3 separate regions of the Mus musculus genome follow, and regions 2 and 3 are each linked to region 1. The links are chromatin loops, found by intact Hi-C in ENCODE. Cell type or tissue: gastrocnemius. All regions are shown on one strand. Each heading gives the region's core, and the rest is flanking DNA. Links, peaks and the distances in the headings are about the cores only. Region 1 overlaps 1700029J03Rik (RIKEN cDNA 1700029J03 gene). Region 2 holds the start of Runx1 (runt related transcription factor 1). Region 3 has its middle 45 kb from the start of Gm30224.

Evidence for each region. Peaks named below come from ENCODE experiments on the same cell type or tissue, not always from the same donor. Only the 100,000 strongest peaks of a DNase experiment are listed, where the experiment ranks them.
Region 2: a loop joins it to region 1, with 1.8 times the contacts of the local background. A loop is called at or near these places in 6 of 42 quality-filtered maps.
Region 3: a loop joins it to region 1, with 2.5 times the contacts of the local background. A loop is called at or near these places in 25 of 42 quality-filtered maps.

What each region holds. Positions count from the first base shown.
Region 1 is chr16:93,450,131-93,458,046 of GRCm38, forward strand. All of the region lies in intron 1 of 1700029J03Rik (RIKEN cDNA 1700029J03 gene), which reads right to left. Among named protein-coding and RNA genes, the nearest start is that of 1700029J03Rik, 4.8 kb to the right of the region's middle. In gastrocnemius, for the core only: a CTCF peak has its summit at 4,322 (motif pointing left); DNase peaks (open chromatin) are centred at 4,311 and 6,737.
Region 2 is chr16:92,824,112-92,832,027 of GRCm38, forward strand. Runx1 (runt related transcription factor 1) reads right to left here and starts at 1,963. Exons shown (of 8, transcript NM_001111021.2): 1 at 1,823-1,963; 2 at 1,478-1,593. The coding sequence starts at 1,535. In gastrocnemius, for the core only: a CTCF peak has its summit at 4,045 (motif pointing right); no DNase peak of the experiment used is centred there; H3K4me3 peaks cover 631 bases; H3K27ac peaks cover 330 bases.
Region 3 is chr16:92,547,224-92,555,139 of GRCm38, forward strand. No RefSeq gene overlaps it. Among named protein-coding and RNA genes, the nearest start is that of Gm30224, 45 kb to the right of the region's middle. In gastrocnemius, for the core only: no CTCF peak of the experiment used is centred there; a DNase peak (open chromatin) is centred at 4,212.

The sequences.
Region 1 (7,916 bases), core at 1,811-6,810:
GCGAGGGATGAAGTTTCAATGAAAACAAATAGCACTTCATGGGCCTGGCCTTTCAGGGCTGAGCTTCTGTTGTGGTTGAGGCTGGGGGTGTGCAGTTCAGACCTGTGTGAGCCGGTTGTGTCTATGTCTGCACTTCTCTGACTCACCTTTACCAGCCCCCAAAGCACAGTGACAGCTAGGTTGTCTCAGTGTCACTCCTGGCTCAATGACAGCCCAGCGGCAGGTGGAGGCTCTGATTCGAATCAAGAAGAGACGTTGACCTGTGCTCTAAGCCCCCTAGGAGATGCTACCCTAGAAAAGACTTCCTTTCAAGAAAGAGAAACGGACTTCTGCGTGACCCATCAGGCCTGAGTGTGGTCCTGGTTCTGTGGCAGTGTTGACATTCTGTTCCCAAGGGCCAGGAGACACATTAGCACTAACCTTGGCCCTTATGAAGTTCAAAGCTCTCCCAGCAAACCTTTGGGTTACAGCCATGGCTACCTTCTGCTTTCCCCACACCCTCCTTCAGAACTAAAGGGTGCTGGGATGGATATCTGGGGAGGACTATCCTATGCTAAGGCTGCCTGCAGAAGGAGCCACTTGGCCCAAGATCACAGCTTTTCTGTGACAACAGAAAACAATGGGCTGATTGGCAGCCTGACCCTCAGCCCCAGCTCAGCAGGACACTGAAGGCCACACCCCCAGCTGCTTCCCAGAAAAAAGCATCTTCCAGACACCTCTGTCCCCTCCTGATGAATTCTTTCCTGAACCACAGAAGGGTACCCTACAAGCACCCAGAGAGCTAAGTCCCCCTCAGAGTCCACGGCCCAGGTACCAGAGTGACCCCTCCTTGGGAGCAGCCATGGTGGTCTGTCAGAGTCAGAAACTACACTACACCGGCCACTGCTGGCCACAGCTGCTTGAGAAAAACACAGAGAAAAGAAGGTTGACCTTGATGAAGCTGCCTGGGAGTGACAGAGGGTGACATAGGCTGAGCACATCGCCATGGGTCAAACCCAGAGGCCTCCTGGTCACCGAAGGGAAAGGCCTTCCTGCATTCATACAGCAGAAAAGGGTGAGGATGGGGCCCACCGCTGTGGTTTAACACATCCCATAAGGTTCCTGTTTCAGAAACCTTGTCCTTCAGGCATTGGGAAGTTGACCTGAAGGTGTTAGTGTCCCGGGACTCTGTCTGCAGGGCCTCAAAGAGGCTGAACCTTCTTTAAGGAAGTAGCTTTGTGATGGAAGCGAGTTTAAGCACCTCTTCTCCTTCCAACTCGCACTCCGATTAAGCTTCCCCCATACAATACAAAGTACCGAGGCCTGGGTCAGATGCGAGCTCTCTTGGTCCTTAGACATCCCAGCCTCTAGGGATATGAAGACACCTCTGTTCTTTATAAACACAGTCTTGGGTATTCCATGATAAGACACAACAGGAAAGAAGGTTGGCAGGGTGGTGTCATCTGGTCTGACACACGTGAGCTGCCATATGAAGTGGCTTAATCATCTCATGGTCCTAGAGGCTACAAGCCCAAGGTCAAGTGGATTAGCCAGGGTTCTCAGCTAAGCAGAACCCACATAGAGCAATGTGTGCACGGCGATTGGCTGTGAAGACAGGATCTCATAATATGGGGGTGGGAGGCAGCACAAGGCAGTAATTGCCAGTATGCAATCTAGACTGCAACTCGGATATGGAGGATCCAGTGTCTGAGGGTGGGAAAAGATGGGTGTCCCCACTCACAGAAAGATAAGAGGGAGTCAGCATTTCATCTGTTGGACCCTCAGTGGACTGGGTGGTGCCTGTGGGGATTGATGCGAGCTCTTTCAGTCTGTCCAAATGCTACCCTCCTGTAGATATGCTGGAAAGGTTCTACCAGCTGTGCGGTCATGTCTTCATCCAACTAAATAGGCACAAAATTAACCATCTCACAAGATGTCAGCAGGACTAGTTTCTCCTTGGCTTCTGGGTGATCAACTCTTCAGATAAGGGTCTCCATTAATGGCCTCAGTTTAATGTGACCACCTCTTTAAAGACTATTGATACATAAGGGTCACATTTTTGAGGGTTCTTAGTCCAATTTCCAGGCCTAAATAAGTTTTCCGACCCAAAATGGCAGACAGTGATCCTAAAAACCTGACAATCTCTCTTTATACACGAGCCACCGTTCCTTCGTCATCACTCTTATCCAACAAGACGAGGGCTGATGCCTGCTGGGTCCACCAGCTAAGGAACCCACCTGCTTCCCCAGGTGTCTGATGTTTTCTAGCAACATACATATTGGACAGTGGTAAATACCCACACTGGGTTTTCTGGTGTGTTCTGGTGTGTGAACAGGGCTTGGGGAAGGTTTTATTTAGAACACTTCTAGCCCAAGCCATAATAATTTCCCATCCTGGGGCAGGGGCAGGGGCAGGGGCAGGGCCAGGGCCAGGGGCAGGGGCAGGGGCAGGGGCAGGAATCAGAATCTGTAAAGTGTAGAATAATCCCTAGCATCAAGGCTGCACACAGGCAGCCCCTACCCAACCACTTCTTGATTAAACAGTCTGCTCACTCCCTATGGGAAACAGATGGGTCCTGGGAGATCATATAGTGTCCACTGAGACAAGTAGCCCCCAGCTGCTGCAAGGCCTCCTGCCAGACGCTCCGTCCTCACAGATCACAGGCTCAGGTACATGGCGTGCAGCCTTTGATCTGGGGGAGCAAGTTCTTTTCATCTCTGCCAAAAACAAGGGTCAGGGACCATCATATTTGCTCAGAAGAGACAATAGTATTCCCTTACAGTGTTGATCCAGGGCTGTGTTAATACCCTCCCTGCCCCCTGTCATAATATAGTCTGAGGAGACAAGACCCAGCTGAGCCACTGAAGAATGGCAGCCTGGAGAAGATATCATGTGAACCAGACGTGGCAAAAATGGTAAGTCACACTCGTGCAATAAAAAAAGTAATGTTGCTGGGGATTTGAGAGCCCAGCCATCACTTATAAAAGGTCTGGGTTCCAGGGCATGCTGGGGCACCTTAGCCAAGGGGAAGAACAAATTACTGCCTCTTGGTCTTCCTAGACAGAGGATGTACCACACCTAGTCGATTCCTTTGGGGTCTGAGAGACACTGACTTCCCAGCAGGGAACACTTTTCATACCCTATAACCCGATAACAATACAGAAGATGCCAGTTCGGATGGGAGAGGAAAGAGTGGAAAGGGTCCACAGAAGGTCCAGGCTACAGGGCAAGTGGCCGGCCCCAGTAGCTCCTCCCTGTGATCCAGCGGCCCTCGTGATAGAAAGTATCGCGGTGAAGCCAGCACAAGAACTGTGGAGTTTGGGGGATCTGCTGTAGGACTACGACAACCAAGAACAGAATTCTGGTATACCAGTGTGGGAGAAGAGGATGGGTCCTGTCGGTGCACATTCCTGATGGCGGTTTCCTGTATTCAAACGTACATGAACAGAGACACACTTCCTTCCTTTCTAAAAATAAATAGGTATTAGAGAAACGTGGCAAGTCGGCGGCATGGTGGGAGATCGTAGAAACTGGAAAGTTGTGGCAAGGGCTATAGAGCACTAAAGAGAAAGACTCCAAGCCTGCTCGTGGCAACTGGAAGAGGTGGAACACCCAGCCATGGCCAGTCACTCAGTGACCGCAAAGCCACACAGCTGGGCAGCCCCAGCAGCATCCATTGTCAGATGGAGGCTATGATAGCTTATGTTTGTTTTGTGGCTATAACTAAATACCAGAAGCTGGATAAACCTATAAAGGGCAAATATTTGCTTTATTCAGTAGAGACTGGGAAGTCTCAAGATCAACAGGTCGTCTCCTGGGCATCCAGTCCCTGGTCCCACACCAAAAGTTCAGAAATGGAAGGTCTGCATGCAGATCTCAGAAACTTCGTATGGAGATCTTTGGGCAATTCTGGTAATACAGGTCCTTAAGCCAGCGTCTCTGAGATCCCTGAGGCCGTAACAAATGACAAAACAGCAGATGCCAACACACAGGATGCTGAGTGCTTGAACACAGAGCTACTCACTCTCTGCTGAACTGTAGAACTCTTCATCTTGTTTTATGGCTGAGAAAACTGAAGCTAAGTCAAATCCCAAGGCCGTAGAACAGCCAATGATAAGAGTCAGTATTTGCACTTGACCTAACTCTAGATGCTTAGCCAGGAGGCCGTAGTCAAGAAAACTCTTGAAGGCAGTTAAGGAAAGAGAAGGGGGCTGAGAAATCTATAACCCAAGAGGCACTTGCAGCTCACAGGACCAGTTTACCTACAAGGAAGGCAATTAGTTTTGCCAAGTAACTTTTGCAGCGCGGCAGCCACTTGCAATAGCGCATGAGCGCCACCTAGTGGCCACAAAGAATTGCTGATACAGTAACCTCTGCCTGAGATCACCCAGGATCTGCTCAGTACAGACTCAGCTACTAAAGCTTAGCAGACGCAAGGTTCTAGATCCAGGAGGAGAAAGTCCTTCACTTTTAGAAGAGGTTCTTAAAATACAGTTTGATTTTAAAAATGAAAATAGCTACAAAAAGCACAGCCAGTGGGAATGATAGCACTAATAAATGAAAAAAAAAAAAGCCATATGCAAATCATTGGTGTGTGTGCTTATAAAGAACTTAGTGCAACTATAACTAACACTGTGTCCTGACTGGTCACTCCTGAGTCTTTAAGATGCCATCCTGCTGCCACTGTTACCCTAGGAGACCTCTGGGCCCCTTGACAAGATGAAAGGGGCAGAGGCATTTTGACGCCTCTCTACCCCATTTCCTTCCAAGGTCTACTGGACCCAGATGAACAAAGGAGTTGGAGACTTGTTTTGGCATGATTGACAGGTGCATGAACCATGCTAAGTAAAGGAAAATAGACACAACTAGACTGCAGAACATTCCTTTTAAATAAAATACCCAGGATGGGTCAACTGTTGAGTTTTAAATACACATAGTATGTACATGTGATATACACACACATCATACAGTGTATATACATGCATTATGTCATATCTTAGTCTTTTAGATAAGAGTATATGGGAATGTGGTAGTGAGTTCTTGGAACACCAGCTTAGCTGGATTAAGGAAGTCTGATGATGGATAAAGCATGATTATTCTTTAGCTCTATCACTGATATGTAGCCCCCCACCCCCACCCCTGCTTTGTGGGCTCTGAGCCTTTTCTCTTGTGCTGAGGGAAGGCCCCAGTGTCTGGCATCCCGTAGGAATCACTGAGCTGCCAGTCTGTGAGAAAGTTCCAGAAGACTTCCCTGATTTCATAGCTTGGGTGGAGCCGGCTTGCCCTCAGTGTGGGTGGACTTTATGCAGTCGTCATGTCCCAAATGGAACAAGAGGTGGGAAGGTGCCATTTGGGCTATCCTCTGCCCCAAGATATCAGGACTATGGGCTGTGAACTTCAGGATTCACACCAGAGACTCCAGGGCTCTAGGACAGGGCTCTCAGCCTCAGACTGACAGTTATACCATCCACACCTCTGCAGGTCTCCGGAACCTCTGAACTTGTGATTGTCATACAACTGACTTCCCTGGCCCTCTATCTGTGTATCACAGCCTCTCCTAGGCTCCCTAATTGAGAGAGCAAATTCTCTAAGTTATTTCCCATAACTCCTTCTCTCTCCTAAATAGAGATGGATAATGGCAGATAGAGATAGATTGGTGATAGATAGATAGATAGATAGATACATACATACATACATACATACATACATACATACATACGATAGGTAAATAGATAATAGTTATGGTAGATGATATAGGTGACTATAGATATAGATAGATGAAAGATAGATGATAGATGATAGATATAGCTAGATGATAGATAGATAGATAGATAGGATAGATACATATAGATGATAGATAGATGATAGATGGATGGATGATAGATGGATGGATGGATTAGGTAGACAGACAGACAGACAGACACAGATAGATGATAGATAGATAGATAGATAGATAGATAGATAGATAGATAGATAGATAGATAATGGATGGATGGATGGATGGATGGATGGATGGATTAGGTAGGTAGGCAGACACAAAGATAGATAGATAAATAGATGATAGATAGATAGATAGATAGATAGATAGATAGATAGATAGATAGATAGGATAGATAGATAGATAGATAATAGATGGATGGATGGATGGATGGATGGATGGATGGATGGATGAGGTAGGTAGACAGACAGACAGAGATATAGATAGATAGATAGATAGATAGATAGATAGATAGATAGATAGATAGATAGATAATGGATGGATGGATGGATGGATGGATGGATGGATTAGGTAGGTAGACAGACAGACAGACAGACAGATAGATAATGGATGGGTAGATAATAGATAGCAAGGGAGACAGATAGACAATACACACAAAGGTAACACAGACAGAGGAGGCATGGGGACAGGGTGAGAAATAACCGTTTGTTGACATCTCCATCTCCAACGGGGGCCTTGTCTATTCATTTAGGGACCCTTGGCTACTCTGCCGCCTTCCTTCAAACAAGGCTGATAGAGACAGAGTGTTAAATAGATTATGCGTTGGTGGCTGGGATAGAAAGATAGAACTCATCTTCAGCAATGAAGTGTTAGAGAATCAGCTAGAAAACAAACTGGTCAGACTTGACGTTGCTGCTGCGTGAAGCAGGCTTCCGGCCATGCGTGGAGGAGGTCGGACCCCTCTAGGATGCTTCCAGCCTCAGGGTCCTGGCATGAGAAACCCAGTCTGGGAGCATCCAGGGCTTCCTTCATCTGTGGACCTTTCTCTCCAACATCAGAAGGAACCCGGCAGTTGGCCAACAGGCACACATTCCAGACACACACCCAGCTAATGAAAACCACACACAGGCGGGAAAGGAGATGAGCATTACCTGCGCCACGGACAATCTGGAACGAGGGAGGCAGATGGAAAATCGCCTCAGGGACTTTACTCAGAATCTGCTACATCTAAGCAGGAATCGAGTTTCTCAAAAATAAAACCGTTCTGTTTACAAACATACTGTTTTTGCCAAAGAGAATTCTTTATTTTAGGTGCTTTGGGAAAACTGCAGAGTCCTTGAGTTTAGGGCCAAAGACGCCCAAAATGTTGCAATCCTAAACCTTTGGCCGTGACAAAAACATGTTTGCAAGTGGAAACTTTTCGGTGTGGGGCTTCTCCTGCTGTTTTGTTTGGGTGTGTGTTTGCTTGCTTGCTTGGTGCCAAAGGATTTCCTCCAAGGCTTCCCAGAAGCAGGGAGCTGGGGTCAGCACTCCTTGGTGTGTTGGCCTCCGGCCACTTGTGCCCCTCCTCAGACAAACTGAACAGTTTGAGAAGGGGGAAAAAAAGTCAGCTTGGGGAGCTATTGTCTCCCTGCCTCCAAAGTAGTTGGGAATTTTTGTTTGTTTTACTGCTGTTGTTTTGCTTTTGTTTTTTAAGATTTCCTTGTTTTATGTATGTGAGAACATTGTTGCTGTCTTCAGACACACCACAAGAGGGCATCAGATCCCATTACAGATGGATGTGAGCCACCATGTGGTTGCTGGGAATTGAACTCAGGACCTCTGGAAGAGCAGTCAGTGCTCTTAACCACTGAGCCATCTCTCCAGCCCCTTCAAGTGTGTGTGTGTGTGTGTGTGTGTGTGTGTGTGTGTGTGTGTGTGCCACATGCAAGGCTTTTTTGGGTTTTTGGGTTTTTGGTTTTTTTGCTGTTGTTGTTGTCGTTTGTTGTTGTTTGTTTTTTGTTTTGTTTTGTTTTTTGATTTTTTTGTTTTTTTACCCTTGGTTCTGGCAATCTAGATTCAGGTCCTCATTGTTGCATCCAGCACCCTCCCAACCCTGCCTTTAGGGGAGAATTGGATGTCCACAGTTGACTCTCCATTAGCCAGCCCTTCCCTTTCCACCTCTCGGCTATACCAGTGACAGTTTCATATATTTACAATGGCTCTTGGCCTATCAAAA
Region 2 (7,916 bases), core at 1,305-6,304, 630 kb before region 1:
ATACACACCACACCACACACACATACACACATCCCCCACACATGTACCACACACACATAGGCATACACACACACCACACACACACATATACCACATACACATAGACACATACCACATCCCACACATACACACACACACACCACACATATACATACCACTCCATGCACACACATACACACACACACACATACACACATACCACACACACACATACATACCACACACACACACACATATATACCACACACACATACATACACACACCACATATATACATACACACACACACACACACACACACCTTCCTCCAGTTTTCACGTTTCAGCATAGATGAACCATCACAACCTCAATAGCCTTTGTTGTGACAAAGTCGCCAGCAAGCCCTCGAATTCCCCTACTCATTTGGCTGTATGAATAAATAATGATTCACAGATACTGGCTGGGTGTGCACATAATTTGTATCCAGAAAACAAATGATTTCTTCCCCATCCCATCCCACTCCATTTTAGCTCTGCCAGAGCATCATACCACAAGCTACACGTCCTGATACACGGCCACGTCTTTGTGAGCTCTTTATGCCACTGTTTTTCTTTACTTAAGCTCAGTCCTCATCCTGAAAGACCCACCAAGCCCACATGGGCACTATGGCTGAACTCCAGCATTGTAAGTTCCATAAGGCCGCTGTAAAAAATGCAGGAAGGTTCAGGGACCTACGTGGTGCCAACCCATAAGTCTGTAATCTAGTAATTTCTGCTGTGACAGTGCGTGGACTTAGGAAATGGCTTCATAGTTCTTTCTGAGAGAGACTGTGTACCACAACTTGCTGGCTTTCTGTCTTGAGCAATGCCGGCTGCCTCTTTCAATTGAGGCTGAAAGAAAAACCACAGCACAACACAGCATCTTCTGATGGCTTTTCCCAGAACGAGTCTGCCCAAATCCTGCCCTCTGTGGACTTGCCACTTTGGCCCTGAAATCTCCGCACTGATCCAAGGTATACCTGTGAGCTGCCTCTCGGAGACCACTCTGCTGGCACCGGCTCTTCCGGCCAGCTAAGTACTGAGCCTGCTAAACCCAGGGGCAAGCCAAACTCAGAACCAGGGCCAGACAGCTTGCTGCCATCAGAGTAAGTGCAAGCGAATCATTCAGAGCAAGGCACAGCCAGATAAAACCCAAAGAGTGTCCTCCGCGCCAGCCTTCTAATCTCTGGGACTTTAACTGAGAGCGGCTCAGAGCACTTGACACAACTTTCACCCAGCGACCAAATATTTCAACAGCCTAAGCATTTATTAAAACATCCCCGCAGCACGGCGTCTGACAAATAATAATCTCGTGGTCTCAGAGTCAACAGCCTCTGTTTGAATTCCTCCCCCCACAAGCAGGCAGGGACTTCAGGCAGGCACCGGAGGGTCCACGGGCTGCCATCTTAGTCTGCGCAAAGCTGAGCAAAATCAGATATAAAAAAGACCAGCGTACTCACCTCTCATGAAGCACTGTGGATATGAAGGAAATGACTCAAAAATGCTGTCTGAAGCCATCGTTTCCTTTCGAAAACGCACCTCTCCTGAAGGCGGGGGATTCTATAATTTCTTTCACCTTCAGAGCAAAAACCAAGAAATGTCACTTACTCTGACCTCACCTCCCACCATGGCTCCCCACGTCTCTTTCTACCCCCAACCCTAACACTTCTGGTACTCCATGGGTCCTATGGGGTGGGGGTGGGGGAAAGAATTATTGCAGAAACAAATATTCAAATTGTTAAAGATTAAAAAAAGGAAAAAAAAAAGACGAAAGCACCGCCTATGCTGTGGGTTGAACTGCTCACCGCTCTGCGAAAGCCTGTGGTTTGCATTCAGTGTGATTCGTCCTGCCTGCTGACCACTGTGCTGGGCTTACACTTCTGACACTGCCAGGCTACCCAACTTGTGGTTCTGTGGTTGTTTATGAGGTCCAAAGAAGTTTTCACACAACCCAAATTACAAATTTAACTGTTCCCCTTTCCACAGCCCACCGCCATTGGCTCTTGCCAATCACGTGACTTAAGTGATGTCAATTTTTTTTTTTTAAACTTTCTGAGCTATGCCCTTCCTGCCCTCCACCTGCCCTCCCCCAGGCTGTGTAAGGAAACAGTTGAGCAGAGCTTAGCAGAGAGGGGCTGTAAGAGAAAAAAAAGCACAACAAACAAGCAAACAGAAATCCCCTGCCTCAGTCTTTTCTTGCTCTCTCTGTCCTGTGCGGATTTGGTGGCTTTCAGATCCTGTTGTTATTTGTGGTTTGAGGAACAACTGATTATTTAGATAAAGATTGCCTTGCTGTTTATTCAACAGCAATTCAACGTTGGCACCAACTTGCTGCTGAGCCCGGATGCGGCTCTCATCACTTAAATGCTGGGCACCAGCTCGGGAGAGCTGGGTTCTTGGTGAAAGCAAGTGAGACAGAAAAGTTAGAAAAGAAGACCAAGAGCCCTTTTCCGTGAGTGGCTGATCCTGGGAGGGCTAGGCTGGCAACCTACTGACATCTCAAAGCTTGGGAACAGTATGACACGTTTTAATTGTGGGATGAAAAGACCACTTTGATCAAAACCCAAATGATGTTGTCCTTGGCTTTCCCCTTGGCGGATAGGCTTAGCATGGACATCTCTTGGTAAGTAGAGGAAACAGTGGCGTTCTCTTCACACTGGCACCAGTTCCCACGCTCGCTTGCATTAGGAAGTTTTGTGGAGAGCAAAGGAGGAGAATTTCCTCACTCAGCAGAGCTGTGGCCTGTGGGCAGCTATCTGTTCATTGTTTGTACCAATAAAGCCTACTGGTAGCCTTTCCGAGCTCCACTCAAAGAAATGGGCCAAGTCACCCTGCTAGGGATAATTACTCTTTGAATCCATGAAGAGTAACTTGTGACTACCCAAGATCCTGCCTCCTCCTGGCCAGCCCCCGGAGGGGGATATTACACAGCCCTTCAGCCTCCAGAAGTCACATGGTCAGGGGACAGACAATAAAGACAAGATGATTCTGTGGGTGTGAGCTCTTCTGTTCACCTCCACCTATTGACCTCTTCGTTCTATCTGTTTTACTTGCTGAGAAGTGAAGCCTTAGTCTTCCTGGGATCCCCAGGCAGGGCCTGGCCTTCCTTTCCTTACTTGGGTCTTCCTTTTCCTCTGTTCAGTTTCCCTCCATTTCGAGGTGATGCCCGATGAGAGGCTGGGCCTTGAGCAGCGTAGCTCCAAGTGCCAGCCCTGGGTCCCAAATTCCAGGCATGCAAGGTACTTCTCTAAGTCTGAGCCCCAGAGGGAACTCTCATTTGGTTTTCATGGAGATAATTTTGCACACACAGTAGAGACCCAGGGTATTAATGATACAGGTCTTTCCAAAGGACCAGACTCCATTTTTACTTAATCCTATTTTAACCTAGGCAGGAATTAGAAACCTAGGCATTTCTTTCTCCCAGCCTCTCTGAGCAGTTAGCAGCCAATACCCACACTTGGCTCACACTTGAAAAACAGTGGCTGCCCGTCTTTTATGAAGCTTATTAATATCTAAACACAACGTGCGCTTCACGTTGCCTCTCAATTCAAATCCCTTGTTAATATAATCCCCATTATTCAAATCCCTTGTTAATATAATCCCCATTATTCAAGTCTCTGTGCTGTTGCTTTTAAACAAATTCCACCCCTGCCCCCATCCCCTAGTAGGATCTCCAGCCAGGTTGTGTTATCTTCTACCCCTGCTCTGCCTTGGAGAGATCCCAGGATCCAAGCCTGTAGCTGCAGCTGGCTTCTTGAAGGTGACTCACTTCCCAAAATCGAGACACTTAAGTGTCCACTCCGATTAATCCTGTAGTCATTTCACTTCAGAAATTCCCAGATGCTTTTAGCCTTAAGCGTCCTCATGCCCACAAGGATGGTTTAGATGCCCAGAATTTCTCTGCCTTTGGGGGTCTCCATAGGGCAAGGCGGGCAGATGAAAGCTTTCAGGATAGCCTTCTGGTCCACTTCTGGCCTGCAGGTCCCACTGCAGGCTGTCACCTCTGGGTCCTGGCTGCAGCGAGGCAGCAGGGGGCAGACTACAAAGGCGGGAGTCCCTGGTGAGTCCTGTGATGATAGTCATGGAAGTCCAAGCAAGACTGCAGGGCTCACCAAGGAAGCAGCAGTTAAAGCCGCTCTCTAAGGCCATAATGGCTAGGAGAGATTCAGTGGCTGCCAGCAAACTGCCTTTTACACTTCCTTGAGAGCCCAAGACAAAAAGACACGTCTGTCACTTCTGAACTGCCTAAAGAAGTGCTTAATCCCATTTTAGGCAGAGCTGTTGAAGATTCTTTAAGTTCTCCAGGCAGCGGTGGACCCACCCTGCCAGCCTCATTCCTGCTGTTGACTCAGACCCCAGGCTGCCGGCCTGGGAACCGTCCTGGAGCTGCTGCAGGGAACTGTGGCTCTGCCAAATAATGCCACAGCAATCTTCATCCTCTGATTGGCAAAGTTACTGAGATGCCACTCTCAAGGGCGGGGTGGAGAAACGCTCAGGTGTCTTTGTTAATGGCCCTATAAAAATACCAGGGAAGGTTGAAAGATGCAGGGTTGCATAACCCTGTAATTAATGTCGAGAGTGCTGTGTGCAACTCCATCCAATTAAAACACTCTCTCTGGTCAGGGTTTTTCATTGTATGGTTATTCTGTGCTCCTTCTGAAGTCTACGCATAGATACACAGATTCTCTGGACAGAAAGCAGGGGTATGGATGAATACCCTCAAATTAGTCAGTAGCAAAAATCCCCAGATGGTAACACTAATGCAAAATAATTTCTATAGAGTGTAGATTCTGTATGTGTGTGGGTACATGCATGTCTGTGTTCAAGTAAGTGCCCAGTGTGTGGAAGCCAAAGGTCTTTCTCAAGTGCTAGCCTCTTTGTTTTTCCGTTTAAAGACAGGGTCCTTCAGTGGCCTGGGGCTTGCTAATTAGGCTATACTGGCCAGTGAGTCGAGAGATCCTCCTGTTCCTGCCTACCCAGTGCTGGGATTACAAGTGCAGATTCCTCAATGTGGATTCTAGGGGTCAAACTCCCCTGCGAGGCCATCTTTGCCCCCTGAGCTCTCTCCAGACCTATCATGATGCTTTTGATCTGTTATATCTTTGCTCTGAGACAGAGGCAGGAGCTGTAAACTGTGTTATGCTAGCAACAAGCGCGGGGATTTATAACTGATGTACAGATAGCATAGCTTTGTGGACTGAACAGAACCTGCTCCGGGCAGTTCTGACAGCTAAATTGACTGGAGAACCTGAGACTTTTACTAGTTACCAGCTTTCCTCTCTGGACACTTAGAGTCGGGGGCACGTGTACATGTGCATGTTTGTGTGCGTGCATGTGCACGTGTGTGCGTGGTGTGTGTGTACATGTGTGTAGTTGTATATGTGTGAGTGTGTGCGTAGTATATGCATGTATGTGTGGTGTGTGTGTGTGTTGTGGTGTACACATGTGGTATGTTTATGTGTGTGCATGTGTATTTTGTATGTACAAATGTGTTTGTGGTGTAGGGGGTGTTTGTGCATGCATGTGGGGAGGTGTGAGGGATGTGGTATATACATGTATATGCATGTGTGTGTATGTGTCCATGTATGTGTGTTGTATATGGTATGTGCATGTGTGTTTTATGATAGATGCATGTATGTGTGACGTGCACGTGTGCATGTGCTCGTGTTCACACACACATGCACACACACGTGTGTGTATGGGTGCATGTGTGTGTACAGTCCTGAAGTTTTCCTCATTTGGGTAAAAGTGTAAATTTTGGTCCCTAGAAGACCAGGAGGGCCAGGATGGCCAGGAGGGGTTTTAATACTTATTTCCATGACCTTCCTAGATAACATTATAGTGTACCCAGGAAAGCAGGAAATAGAAAGTAAAGAAAAAAGGAAGAAAGGAAGGAAGGAGGAAGGGAGGAAAGGAGGAAAGGAAGAAAGGAGGGAGGAAGGAAGAGAAGCATCGAAACCAAGTTAAAAGAACACTGTCTAAAGATTTGACAGCCATCTAGTGACAGGTTTATAGTGAAGACTTCGAGTCATTTTGCTGTAATCCAGAGACCCCGAAGCAGCAGCTATGACCGGTGTGAACTTGCCAGGGATCGAAGCCTTGGCTCTATCCTCAGTCTCCCAAGTCAGAATCAGTCGCAGTCCCTGGCCCCCAACTCCTGTGAACACTGACGCTGGAAGAGACTCCCGAGAGAAAGAGAGGACGGAGCCTCACTCGGACACTCCAGCATTGGGAAGTAAAAGGAAGGAGGAAGGCCACCGTTTCACCCTGGAACCTGCTCCCCCATCCATAGTGACCGAGGCAGTTAGATTCCCATCCTGCTGCCCTGGCAGACGTCCCACACAGCAGCCCCCTCCCCCCCCCCAAGCTCTGGTTTACATCTCACGGTGGCACTGTCAAAGGCGGTCTGAACCCCTCACGTTGTGCTCGACAGCTTGACATTCTGTGCAGAAGGTTCTTGCTCGCTCGGGTGCTGTCTCGCTGGTGACCACCTGGCTCAACAGTGGCCTCCTTCCTGCAGGGGCATCAGGACTCTCGGTTTCACTGACTTTGCAGTTTTGAATGTGTGTGGAGTGCTGCGATCAGTGCCAGGCAGTCACCGAGAATCCTAACAGCAGCCAGCCCTGCAGGTGGCCATGGCAGCGCCCCCCTCCCTATCGGCTGGCCCACCCCCAGGTCCTTCCCACGCTCTGCAGTCACAGCTACCCTGATGCCTTTCTCTGACCTTTGATCAGAGGAAGGGCTCGTCTTTTGTCCACATCTCCAACGACTTACTCACGCTTCCTGCTACAGTCGATGCATTTCCACAGGTACCCGGGAGGCTGGTCACTGTCCACTGGAGCATCCGATCACTTCAGGCCTGCCTCAGGCCAGAGAACTTGTTTGGGGTAGCTCTCCTTACAGAGTGTTGGCCTTGCTGCTCTTTGCCGCTTGCTACCAGGAGGGCAAACCTAGGCAAGCCAAACCCACTTTGGTAGAAATGTACAGTGTTCACGGTTTGGTCAAACAATGGAGAGAGTCAGTAGTGCTCAGCTTCCCAGCCTAGCATAGAGGCTAATCCTATCATGCAAAGAACTCCAAGGGAAACCCAAATTTCTGTGAGAGAAGCCAGAGTTCACTGGGTCAGAAGGCTCCACGTCTGATCTGGGGTTCAGTGAGTACTTGGTTCTGCGGACTTGGGACTTTTACTGTGAGTGTTGCCACTTTTCCCCCTTCATTGTCAGTCAAATGCACAGCCTTCCACAAAACAAGGCACAACGCCACCTTTATGACTGGGGTGCCATGAGGATCAGTAACTGTTTGGACTATGCAAAATGATTTTTGAATGAACTAAGAGAGAATTGTGGTTGGCATTTTAATATGGAAACATCCAACATGTGAATTTTAATATGGACACTTGCCAAGTATCATACAGGCATGGCGCCAGGTACATAGAGGTGCCAGGGACATAGAGGTTGGAGTTGAAAACAGCCTTTGTAGTTGATGTTAGAGAAATCATAAGTGTCACTTTGTGTGGTGTGTGTGTATTTCTGTGTATGTGTGTATGTGTCTGTGTGTGTGTCTCTCTCTCTGTGTATGTGTGTCTGTGTGTGTGGTTGCCTTCCACACTGTTTGAAGCAGACTCCCTTTGTTGTTTGATGTTGTGTTTTATGTCCGACCTCCCACGTCACTCTATGAGCACTGGGATATAGATTCACTCTGCTTCACCTGGCTTTAATGGGTTCTGAAGATTCGAACTCGGATCCTGACATTTGCCCAGCCAGCATTTGACCCACTGAGCCATTTGCCTGACTCCAGTTTTGTCTTGATAGAGTCTCACTACATATCTAAGGTAAGGTTGACTTTAAAACCACAATCCCCCTGCCTCTGACTACTTGCTGAGTTCACAGGAGTACGACT
Region 3 (7,916 bases), core at 1,928-6,927, 900 kb before region 1:
TTCCCCTCTTATTTCTCTCTAGGTTATGTATTTAAGAGGCGATCTCTCACTGAACGGAAAACTTGCTGTTTTGTGAGATACCAAGAAATGCCTCTTTCTACCCCTTGCCACCCCTGTACATCACTGAGTTTACAGTACACATAGCCATGCCTGGTTTTTCAGGTGCTGGAGGTTCAAACCCAGGTCCTGATGCCTGCACAGCAAGTGCTCTTATCTCCCTAGTCGTGACGTAATCGTTTTCTACACCAAGCAACAAAGGCCACAAAGCTATCAACTTAGCATACATGACTTGTATTTATAAGCCACAGGCTGCAGGCGTCGGGGAGTATTTTGGTTTGGCTCTGAGATGTCCTCGGAAGACTTTGTGGTGCTGAGTGTTGGTTGCTAAGCTTATGGGGCTGATGAAATGTACAAGGCTGTTTAGCAAGGTAGGCTTAGGCGACTGAGAAGTGAGCAACTTGGGATGTGTCCTTTGAGGGCCCTTCTTCCATCTTCTTGCTTTCTCAACACTAAGAGGTGGGTGGCTTTTGCTTTCCCACATGCTCCTAGCCACAGAGATTTGACTAATCCACTAGAAGTCGGTGTGTTCCAGAACTGCTTATCTTGTTCAGGGTCACAGAGGCTGAGAGGAAGGTACTGGCTAAAGCTGGATTCCCACACAAGGTTTTAAGGTCAGCTCCTGGTGTTTAAGACTGCCTCACCTCTCTGCAATCTCCTGTATCTCTGACTTGTGGTCTCCCTTTGAAGCACTCACTTGACTAGTCCAGGCTCATCCGAGGAACTCTCCTTTATAATCAGCTGATCAAATCAAACCCTTGCAGTCCCTATACTCAAGTCAACGAATTAGGGACTGTCATTTCCTTTGCTCTGTCATGTGACCTAATCACAAGAAGGATACTATATTTTGTAGAAGTTTTGTCCCAGTTCTTCCTCCCAGCCCCATGCTCCTTGGCCAACCTAGACTCAGACTTAAAATATATCTACAAGTACCTTGGCCATATAGCTAGGCTCTTCCCTGACTAGATCATAACTTTTTATAACCCATTTACTGTAATCTGCACTCTGCCCCGTGGCTCGTTACTGGTGCTCAGACACCATTAGTATGTCTTGTCACATCTTCCTGGGTGAATCTCCTGTGCCTGACTCTATCCCAGAATTCTTTCTCTTTCTGGATGTTAACGTTCTATCTCCTGCCTAAGGAAATCAGAGAGGGCATAGGGCATCATATTTGTTATTGACAGGTGCCACACCCATACAGACATACGATATTCTCTCTACAATATTTATTCACAAGTCCTACCCAACCTCAACAGCAGGGGCGTGTACACCAAGGCCTGGGGTTCTCAGGAGCCAGCTTAGGCTTGTCATAGTCAAGCGAGAGAGTCTGTGATGAGCACTCTAGAGGAAGACCAGAAACACACAACCCCTGGTTGAGGTCAACAGAGGTTTCATTGCCAAGCCTCTTAGGTGTTGCCAAGCTGAGTCGTGGCATCAGGTGTCTGCCGCATATCTTCTTGGCGTACATCCTCCAGACTCTCTTACTGTTAATCCTCAGGCTCAAACTCCATGGGGCGGGCAGGTCTGACATTCCCTGAAGTCCACTTGACCTGATTCCCAGGTTCCTGTGACAAAGCAAGAGTTTGTTGACCTCCACGTCTTGGCACCAAGTGCACTCTTTACCCGGTGTTTTTGCCAAAGGGTGGGGAGAGAAGGTGGAGCCGAAGGAAGGGTTTCTTGCAGTTGGTCAATGAAGGGCTTTGTCGCGACTCCTCTCCATGTTGAACAGGTGGCCAAGTGTCTTGGTACAAGGTAGACATGTTTCTCCTTTAGTCCTCCCTGAATTCAGCTCAAAGGCAGTTACATAAATGAACAACAACACCACCACCACCATGGATAACAGCCAAGCCAAGGCTGCTCCTTTAGAAGAAAAGACCATTTTTAATAAAGAGCCTGGAAGATGCTGCACACAACTCTAAGGCCCAAATTCTTCCCTGTTCTCAGGTTTCATCCTCGAGATGGCTGGCTTTGTCAGCTTGTCACAGTCTAGAAGCACCTGGGAGGAGAGTCTCAGTGAGGGGTTGTGTGCTGGCTGGTTTTAGGTGTCAACTTGACACAGGCTAGAGTTATCACAGAGAAAGGAGTTTCAGTTGGGGAAATGCCTCCAAGAGATACAGCTGTGGGGCATTTTCTCAACTAGTGATCAAGTTGGGAGGGCCCCTGGTGGGTGGTACCATCCCTGGGCTTGGGTTCTATAAGAGAGCAGGCTGAGCAAGCCAGGGGAAGCAAGCCAGTAAGTAACATCCCTTCATGGCCTCTGCATCAGCTTCTGCTTCTTGACCTGCTTGAGTTTCAGTCCTGACTTCCTTTAGTGATGAACAGCAGTATGGAAGTGTAAGCTGAACAAACCCTTCTCCCCCTCCCCCCCAACTTGCTTCTTGGTCATGATGTTTGTGCAGGAATAGAAGCCCTGACTAAGACAGGTTGTGAGACCAGGGTGGCCTGTAGACATGTCTTTAGGACATTGTCTAGATTGTATCAAGACCCAGCCTAAAAGTGGGCAGTGCCATTCCTTGGCTTTGGGTCCTGAATAACCAAAGAGCAGGAAAGTGAACTGAGGCGCAGGTGTGCACATATCCACCCCCTGTCTGCTCCGTGCCGTGTGACTAATTGCTTCAAGCCCCATCCTTGACTTCTCCACACAATGGACTGGAGCTAGGAGCTGATTAAACCTTCTCTCTCTCTAAAAGTTGCTTCTGCCAGGGTGTTTTGTCATAGCAAAGGAAAGAAAGCAAAAGAGCTACCCGTGCACGCTTGGTAGTTTTGTAGTATGTGTTGTTTCAATGATTGGATTATCATTCAAACCAGTCACAGTCTTTCAAGTGGTGAGAGCTGTAAAGGCTATAAACTGGCTTCTCTGGGTTGCATTCTTGAATACGGGAAGTTGGAGGCCTTCAGCACTTATACCGAAGGGAAAGAAAACCTCTGTCAAAAATCAGAACACTAAGGTAGTGACCAGGCTCCTGTGGATAAGAGACAAGCAAGGCCTGCTTGTGCCATGGAAGGTCACAAGGGCAGATACAAACACAGACAGAAATCTGGTCCTCAGCCCCAAGGCTCTTGGTGCAGAGAGGGAGACTCAGTGTGTGTCATCTCTGAGATTTGTTTAAACAGCACTCTGTCTGGTTCTGTATGACACACACTTGTCTACACAGCTTGAGTAGCTACATCACCACTTCCCAACTTTTGGAAAAAAAAATCCCCTTCCAAGGACATGATGAACATTTCTCACTGGGAAAGGCCGGAAGGTGACCACCTTATAGCCTGCTTAGCTTGGTTTCCCTAGGAATCACATTCCAGTGAGAGATACCATCATTTGTGTAATAAAAATAATATTTTAAGCAGTATTGCCTACTCTCCTGATTCTTGGGATTTTATGTCCTGGGAGAACAATTAAATTTTGGTTTTGTAACAAAACTCAGCCAAGTTGGTTTTGTTCTCAGGCACGGTTTCCGTCGGTCCTGTTGGGCAACACAGCGGTCTCCTTGGTGAGAAATGAACGCATGGTCTCAGCCAGCGTCTTAACAGCTGACACGATGATGACCCTTATCAGGAAGCACCTTTTCTGGGGACCCTGGGGTACCCTGTTATTGTGTTTGCTATAGAGACACACATACTCCCAACTTGTCCTGAAAGCCAGACCCAAGAAAATGTTCCCTGTGTGTTTAGGCGTTAATTTGGTTTCCTAAGAACTTTCTAGAAAACAATAGTGACTTGATCTGAAATGGCTGAGATGGGGGAGGTGTTTAAATTTACCCCCAGGACATCTTGATAAAGAAAAGTGTCTCATCTTTCAGAGACATCTCGGGGTTGCCCTGTCTGGTTGGGCTGATTACATCACCTGTTGGCTTGGTAGCAGCGATCGCTTTTCTGAGAGATTCTTCCTGGCACTTCAGAGACGTCTGAAGATCCATTTCAGTTTTCATAGTGTGAATGACAGGGATGCTCATGGGTAAAATTTGAGCTGTGTTTGTACAAGGACCACCTCCAGGATGCCATCACCAAACCTCTAACACAGAGGTTGCTGTGGCACCTCTGTGCTTTCTGCCTGATAGGGGCTCCATGTCCCAGTAGTGACTCCCCACTATAGCGAGTGTTGCCCTTACTGTCTGGGATACAAGCTTGTCTTCCCAGGGTGCTCGATGGCAGCTGGCCAGTCTTGGCTGTCTTCCAAACTAACAACGACTAGGCCATTTAATTCTTACCTAAAACCCAGGGCAGCATTAATAGTTAACGCCTGAAGCTAATTTTTGTGGAACCATGCATTGCAGACAAGATCAGGAGAATGATGGTTCCCAGCAACCCAGCCCTCTCTTCCCATCTCCCCATCCCTCCCCGAGTCTTTCTGGGATTCTTTTTTACGGGCACATGTGTGTATGGCGGTATCAGTAACATCAAACAGATGTGGGTTCAGATCCACTCCCCATGAGATGGATGGAGAAGGAAGTTGAAGTAGATGAGAATCAGGGAACAGGGGGAGGGGTTAGCACAGCCAGGAACAGTGCGATTACTCAACACTTGGATTTTTTAATCAAGGGATCTGAGTAACGAACAATATATCCTTTGTTGAGCACAAAAAAGAAAAATACAAACCAGAAGCCAATGGAAATTTAGTAAACAGAGCAATCTATAGGGCCCCGAAGGGGCATGTGCGCACAATGGCTGTTTTAAACTCTGTTAGAGACAGGCTCTGGTTCAATGGTCAATGCCAGTCTCTTTTGGCAGTGTCTTGCACTGACCCAAGCAGAGATGCAGAACATTTTGGATTAACTTGGATGGTTCGTGCTCATAAACAGTTGGCCAGCAGTATTTAGCGTGCTCTCTGAACTTTCAGATAATAAAAGGCTTACTTGGAATAAGCCTTTCGTCCTTTTAAACACTCCCAGAGCTGTGAGTGGTTGGAGGTACCCGAGTGTGGTCACTACGGGTGCTGAAGCTCCCAGACAGCCGTCCACATTCCTTTAAGGGCAGCCACCTCTAGACGGCTCATTTCCCGTAGTCGAGTGGTTGGTCTGCAATTTCTTTCTGGGATCCAGACAGTTAATTGTGACTCAAGATGACTGGGGAAAGAGCTGTGTAGCCTCCGGCGAGTTATTTAATTTTGTTGAATCTTAGTTTGCTCATCTGTAAAAGATCCCCCCCCCACCTCTTCCCCCAACACCCCGCTCAGCTCTTGGAACTCTGATAAAGATGTTCATGAAAATACAGGAAAACATGAAAAACGGGCAAAAGCGTTTATCAGGCTTTCTCCCAAGACACTGTGCTTAGTTTTTGCATCGGACACAGTGAACACAAAATTTGTGGGGTGGATGGATGGATGGTGGTGGTGGTGTTAAGAATTTGTGCAACCGTTGAAATGTTAAGGAAATAGGCCACCGTATGCTGACCAGGGCCTGGTAGGCTGGGAGTTGGGTCAGTGCTGGTTGGATGGAGAACTAGCCTCCTTTCCTCTCCAAGTCCCTCACCTGTTATTTTGACTTTGAGAGAAGAAATGGAAATGAAATCATTTTGACTCTGAACAGAGCAGTATTGCGGAGGGCTACACAACTCCCAAATAATTTTAACAGTAACCGTCCTGGGTGCTTCTCATCCCTCCCCAAAAGAAGTCCCTCAAAAGAGCCTGGGAAGGGGTCTTGTCTGAGTCCAGATCACTTCAGAAGCCATAACGAAGCACAGGGCACTCACATCCAGTCTGAGTCACTTCCTCCAGCAGATAATACGCGTGACGAGCCGAGCAAGACGAGCCGAGCAAGACGAGCCGAGCAAGGCACAAGCCGTATTTCTGCCGTCTGAACCTCAGCTGCTCTCTCTCTTATCTTCCAGATAGTGAGCCACCATTATAGGTGACTGCAGATCTGAAGAGAAACTCAGCTCCCTGAAGCAGCCAGAATTCTGGGAGACTCAGAAGAGGAAGGGCAGAGGAAATGTCTAGTGTGTTGATGGTTGTCTCCTTAGTCACTCATTTTCTGAATAGCTTCAGCTGAGAAACGTTTACAAGACCCAGGAAAGAGAAGAGACGTGCCCAGCAGACTGAATTACCCTGCCTGTACTTTTCAGCTCTGGTCTCTCACAGTCAGGTGCTGTGCTCCATCCCTGGGGATGCTCCTTATGAACCTGAGCTTTCAGTTCTTGGTTGTCAGTGTCCCCAGAGGTCCCAAGGCTTGGTCTCAGGGGCTGGCAGAGCTGGAAGGCAGCCGAGGGGTTAGAACCTGACAATTCTGACTCAACAGTGACAAATGGGTCCTCTATGAAACACATTGAATGTCAGTCCCAAAGTGTTGAAGTTCTACCTTCTAAGAATTTTATTTTTAATAGATACATAATTGGACCTATCTTTATAGGCTTGATACATTTTATATGTTGAGTAATAATCAAATTAGGGTATTTCTCTTCTTTTTGATGAGAATAATCCAAACCATTTCTTCCAGGTGTGAGGTGTGTCTGATGTGGTGCTGTTTCCGATCTCCTTGCTGTGTATCAAAGGACCAGGACGTATTTGTATTCTGCCTTCCCAGCTCTAACTTGCAGAACTGACTGGTTATCATCCTCTCTCTCCAGTGCCCCCAGCCTCTGCTATCTATAATTCTAGTCTTGTCCATGACATCAGGGTCGTTGTCCTCCCCTGCCAGGCAGGCTTGCTTTTGTATCATCACCCCCTAAAGATTACCACATGGAACATGGTTTCCCATCACCATCTCTGAAGGTAGACATTTCATTATTGGCTTTTTATTTTGAGACAAGAGAACTAGCTTAGTAAATCTTCTCCCATGAAGATGTCTGGGAACTGATGTGTCCTCATGTGCTTGTCACAGGTGGAGATCCTTTTAGGAAGAGACACCTCCTGCTTGGTGATGCTAATGAGCACGGTAGATACTCCTTTCTGGGAAAGTATCTGAAGGCATCCAGGAGGCCAGGAAGGACCACGTGGCATTGAGATGGATCTAATACTGGGATGTATGGAGGGTGACACAGTTCCTTCTTACGGAGTTAGTGTCCCTCAGAGCCTGGACCTCAGGATGTCATCCCAGCTTAGGCTAGGCTCCAGTTCCCCATGCAAACTGGCCTGGCTTTCTTCAAGTCAGCTTTCCGCATTGGTGTGTTATCTGGTCTCTGTTTCTTTCCCTTGTACTCAGTTCTTCCTTGGGGCCCAGCAACAACTAGAATTGAGCTCCATGATGTGAACAGTGGTCGTCGTTCTGAGTCACCTAAGATCTTATCACCGAGGATGACTCAAGGGTCTTTTGAGGGCTTGGATTACGTATCCCTAGTCTCTTATCTGGTCATAGCTGATGACCATGGGTCGTGGCGAATATTCTCAAAATGTGTTTCTTGGAGAGGCCAGCAGTGGCCTCTGTTGGAAATGTCAACTACCAAGGAAATGTCCACTTCACACCCTCATCCCAAGCTTACCTTCTCATGTTGGGCACATTTTGGAATGGACGGATCCACTGGGTTTAAACCTTCCTCCAGGAGATACCAGGGCACTGTGACACGGGCAGGGGAAGCTCTTGCTCTGACATGGAAGTCAGTACATGACTGGCTCTTTGAGTGATAAGGACAGGAAGGGAGGTTTGAGGACCATGTAGGAGGCAGAGGCGGGGCTGAGAATCTCAGTAGGAGAGCACAGTTAGCAAGTCAGTGGTATAATAAGAATAGCAAGTACTAGAGTCAGGAGGCAGTATGGGCTAGAGCAGTGGGTGCCTCTTCTCGTATGAGACCTATGAGAAGTTAGGAGATTCAGTCGCCCCTAAAGTAGTGGCCTTAGAGACAGAAAGGAATGGGTGTCTATCTCCATCTACCATGTAGTTGTTGACTTTGAAGCTTATCTCTAGGGGAGGGGACATATTTTCCGGCTGCAC